2 separate regions of the Homo sapiens genome follow, and region 1 is linked to region 2. Evidence: read pairs that join two places in POLR2A ChIA-PET (ENCODE). Cell type or tissue: PC-9. All regions are shown on one strand.

Region 1 (2,500 bases), 180 kb after region 2:
ATTTCTGCTCTTTCAAACAGGGTAACTTCTTTCAAAATATTGGTTCCATCACCCTGTTTGCTGTTTTTGGGACGGCAATCTCCGCTTTTGTAGTAGGTGGAGGAATTTATTTTCTGGGTCAGGTAAGAAAATCATCTTTGAAACACTTTGAAAGTCTTACATTCTTAGAGCTAGTGCAGGGAGGTGGGAAGGTGAAATGGGGCCACTTTGTGGGGCCTGGGTTTCACCCTTAAGGTAAATTCCTTCTGGAAGGAAATCCTAGCTTCATATGAGGCACAGTAGAGGCGTGCTAAATTGTTTCAAAGTGTCCTCCAAGACCTTTGGTATCTGGAATTGAGTAAAACTTTTCCATAATCCCCCCCAAAGTATTTGAGTTTATTTGCAAACCAATACTGTCTTAAATTAGAATACCTAAAAATGAAGCCAAATATATGCCATCAAGAACTTCAAACTGTGTTGTCAAGTAGACTGAATTGGGGTTGAATGCTGTTTTTTGATAAAAATTTGTATTTAAAAAATCAAAGATGTGCTTTTCTGCTGGCATTGGAGAAATAATAAAATCAAAGGTGATGCTGAATCTCTTCACTCAATTCTAAGCTGTCTACCTGTAGAATTATATACTCTGGATTTTCCACAATTGCTAAACCACTTCCCAGTGGCACCAGTTGGGTGGTCTCTACTTTAGACTTCAAATTAATTTAGACCAAACATCCCTAGGAAGGTAGTATCTGTAGTTTTGTATTATGCATGTCCATGCATGTCACATTCTTTTCCTTTATTGTCAGTTGCAGAAAGTTTGCCTGTCTCAGTTCTGAAAATTAAGTTGAGGGTCAGGTATCTGAGTGACGGGCAGATTTCTTTAACACATCAGCTGCTTTCTTCTCTCAATAGCCAAAGCCCATTCCATTGGATTTTCACCTATATTGCAGCTTTGATGGCACCAGAATAAATCTGTCTGTCATGCAGCTTTCTTCATTGCTCAGCTTCTAGTATTAAGTAAGAATAAACTTAAGGAAACTACAGTTAATTGGGCTTGAAGAATGTAGCATTCTTTTCCATACTCTCGTTGCATGCCGATGGAATGCATGTTTCAACTAAGGCTTAGGAGCTTTTATTTTTCAAGTGGTTTGGGAACTGAAGATTAATGTCCTTATTAGTTTTAATAAAGCACTAATGGACATTTAAATCTTGGCTGTTCTCCAGGGTTTTTTTTTTGTGTGTGTCTGTGTGTTTGTGTGTTTTATTTTACAGGCTGATGTAATCTCTAAACTCAACATGACAGACAGGTAAATCCTTCATACTGTAACACCCATGCGACTGCTTTTCAGACAGGGGAAATGTTTCTCCACATTGCTTCCTGGGTGTGGTACTGTTCTATTCTCTCTCTGTGTATTTATTTTTGGTAAGGATTTCTGCCATAGAATCTTACTCTGAGTTAATTTGTATCTCTGAAATGAATCAAAAGTATCCTAAAGACTTTTGAAGATCCCTAGTGGGGCATTGCTGATTGGAATGATTTAGTTTAAGCTTGGGAGGGAGTAACTCTGCTCAGCTAACTGCCCTGCCTGTGTGCACGCGTACACTGTACCATTGTCTTCTTATTTACAAGACTTTTCAGTCGCCGTAACAAAAAGTCTTCTTGACAGATTAGAGATGGAGAGGGGGAGTGACGGAGAAACTTTCCTCTGGGATTCCCACGAAGCCTGTGGTGGGGGAAGCAGGGCCAAGACCTCTATTGTGGTTATTGTAGAAAGCCCCTCCATCTGAAGCCACTCCCGTGAGCACTTCCCATGAGCCCCATCCAGGATTTCCCAGAATTGCATAGTGAGAAGCAACCTCACTAGGTTGAGGCAGTTGTCTCTCAGAAGGTACCAGATCTAGTGCTGAAAAAGTGCCCATGCTGAGCATAGTCTGGGTTCCCCCCTCTGAGAGCAGACAGCCTTGCTCAGTGTGTCTGCATTTGGTCTTGTGACATGGCTGGGGAGCTGGGCAGCAGGGTCACATGTTCGTCCCCAGATCCTTGCCATGGGGCCAGTCAGAGCTTTCAGGATTTAGCAGCAGTTTAGCAACTTGGGACTAGAATCTGGGAACCCTTTTCATGGGAACTGTGTCTCTGATAACAAATCCAATTCTATTTCTACCTCCACTCACCACCCACCCCAGCCCAGGACAATTTTGGAGCTTTTGTTGTAAGACAGTTTTGATACATAAACAAGTAGTCCTATTCCATGAGAGCTGGAAATAAAGCAGAACTGATGTCCTGTGTTTGGTAGGTATTTTGCAAATAAAAAGAAATGCCCAGTAAAGGAAGGTATCACAGTATTCAAACCTTCCACTTGTTTTGGGGGCAACTGGTTAGAGATACAGACAATGCTGGATAACTTCCTGTGAAGTTGAATTGAATCAGTGGTTGGGATGTTCAGGTGGAGGACAGGAAAGGAATTGCCCTGTAGACACACTGACTTAGAGCCGGGTAGTGTTTTCCTCTCCGTGTGCAGAA
Region 2 (2,500 bases):
GAATCAAGAACTGCATTTAGGGTCGGGTGTGGTGGCTCATGCCTGTAATCCCAACACTTTGGAATTACAAAATCCCAGGAATTAGTAACTTTTTTTAGTGAGTCTGCAAATGTTACTGAATAAGCCAGCCGCAGGACTGCTCATGGAAGGGGAAGGGAGGCACAGGAGACCGAGGTGGGAGGATCACTTGAGCCCAGTAGTTACAGAGACCAGACCAGCCTGGGAAACATAGCGAGACCCCATCCCTATTAAAAAAAAAAAAGAAGAAGAAGAAGAAAAAGAATTGCATTTAGTCTTTACCTATAACGTCCTATAATGTCATAGGTGAACTAAAAGAAATGATAAATATATCCTCCTGTTGTCTCTCAATGGCTTTCCACCACTTTCAAGGTCCAAATTCCTCATGCTTAGTATGACTCAGAAAAGTCCATAAAACCTGGCTCCTGCCTCTGGAATTTCAGTTCTTGCCACTCCCAACTCTACCCACAATGGACAGTTCTCTGGAACCTGCTAAGATCTCAGACAATGCTGCTCCTACTGGCTAGGTGCAAAGACACAAAAACTAAGATTTCAAAAGCAAAAAATCCCGGGAAAAATAATCTATCACAACAAAAGCATGAGCTCAGGAAGAAAAGGGAGTGGAGGGGATAAGAGCAGGGGAGGGGGACCAAACCCAACTTTGCCTCCCTTCCCCTTCCACGAGCAGCCTGGTGGCTGGCTTGTTCCGTGTGTTCAGTAACATTTGCAAGGACCAAAAAAATCACTAATTCCTAAGATTGCTGTTACTCTCAAACAAAAGTCAATTCCCAAGCCCACACACCCCACAGTCAAGCTGAGAGTTAAAACTCAGAAAACTCAAAGGCCTTAGGATACTGACCCTATGCTGGCAACCACATAGCTCAGAAATGCAACAAATATTAAATTATGGTGTCCTGTAATGGATTTACACTTTACTTTTAAATATTAACAAGACGGCCACAGGGAGTAAGTTTATCAAGGGATAAGAATCCTAACAGTACCTCCTAGTTCACTCAGAGGCCAATTAACATTTCCCACCACGCCCAACAACAAGGCTCCTGGGGGTGTTCAAAGTTGCTTATGACCCTGTGGAGCTATCAGCAGGTACCTCTGCCCCAGAACCTATTATGAGCAATGCACTAGGGGCTCGGTGCACAAGGAAACACCTGAACTACAACTACCCAAGCAAATATCATATCTTTGTAGGTTGTCGGGTTTCTTCAGCTGTCTGAAGATACAAAACCTCATGTGACTGTTTGATTTTTAGTCTCTTCTCACCTTGGTCTTCCTTTCTCACAGTTATTTTTAAAATCAGCAACTGGCTAATATTTGAAAACTGTCAGTAGCCAACTGTCCGTTTCACAATTAGATCACTGTTCAAAAGGAGCAGAATTTTCAACTCTAGACTTTAGTTCAACAAGCTAGCAAATCATTACAGGAATGAGTGACTTCATCTTTACAGCTGGGTCGCTGCACTATGAGGCTACACTAAAATATACCTAATTGTTGAATTCCAACATGTCTGTAGGCCCTCCCCGCATCTTCAAGGTTAGAGTTTTTATTATTGCATCCTCCCCCAACCCAACCCCCCCAGACAAAGCTTGGCATTTTCGGAATCCCTACTCATAAAGTGACTCAGTCCACCGATGGGCCAACTGACAAATCCTTAAGGGATTAAGATATTACCAGGTAAAAAGTGACTTTTAAAAATGTACATAATACATATATATGTAGAGAGAGAGAGTGTGTGTGTGTGTGTTACAGGAAAGCTATTAACTATACTATGAATAAAACAAAATTTCACTGAAAATAAAAGTGATCAGGTAGCACTGACTACAACCTTCTAAATTCCCCCTAAATGAATCCACAGAAAGACTTTCTTGAAGGGTCTTTTGCTAATTTGCGGTTAGAACACAACACACTCAAGAAAATGATGCTCACAGCAGGACACTAATACTAAGTAATTTCTGAGATTATGTCTGCATTTGTGCTAAATAATTTATGCTAGGAGCAGAAATAAAAGCAGAGATGAAGTTAAGCTATTGATTGAAGACTGTGCTAACCCCATTAAAAATAAAGAGAGGTATGAATGTGTGCCTTCACAACTCAGCTCAGGATATACTTGCCAACTGAGCTCTTCCTTCCGTAAGAAGGCCCATTGCTCTTGGCTACTGCGCAGGGGCTATGAAGGCCCCATGGTTCTAGGACTAGAGCAGATGCGTACAAACTCCCTAAAGTCACAGGAAGGAAGGGGAGGCACAACTGGAGAGAAGTTGGTGAACTGCCTCTCTGGCCCATAGGGGCATGAGGGCGGGGGGCACAGAATAAAACCATAAAGCAATAATTTTCACTATTTAAAAGAACAAGTCTAAATGGCACACATCCTCTGTGTCTAAGATGACTAGCACTGCTGTTTTTTGATGAGTCATCAAGGGCAGTCATGCTGAAAAGCAGGGATACTTCTGTATTCCACCTATGTAAT

The links. ChIA-PET counts read pairs that join two places held together with the same protein. Peaks named below come from ENCODE experiments on the same cell type or tissue, not always from the same donor. Only the 100,000 strongest peaks of a DNase experiment are listed, where the experiment ranks them.
Region 1: POLR2A ChIA-PET joins it to region 2 with 10 read pairs; 5 of 35 experiments call an interaction of 5 or more read pairs at or near these places.

What each region holds. Positions count from the first base shown.
Region 1 is chr20:49,849,559-49,852,058 of GRCh38, forward strand. It overlaps SLC9A8 (solute carrier family 9 member A8), which reads left to right. Exons shown (of 16, transcript NM_015266.3): 6 at 21-122; 7 at 1,252-1,286. Among named protein-coding and RNA genes, the nearest start is that of MIR12122, 13 kb to the right of the region's middle. In PC-9, no CTCF peak of the experiment used is centred here; no DNase peak of the experiment used is centred here.
Region 2 is chr20:49,674,440-49,676,939 of GRCh38, forward strand. All of the region lies in intron 1 of B4GALT5 (beta-1,4-galactosyltransferase 5), which reads right to left. Among named protein-coding and RNA genes, the nearest start is that of B4GALT5, 38 kb to the right of the region's middle. RefSeq lists an enhancer at 2,159-2,238. In PC-9, CTCF peaks have their summits at 622 and 822; DNase peaks (open chromatin) are centred at 452, 1,102, 1,662 and 2,462; H3K4me3 peaks cover 2,288 bases; H3K27ac peaks cover 2,500 bases.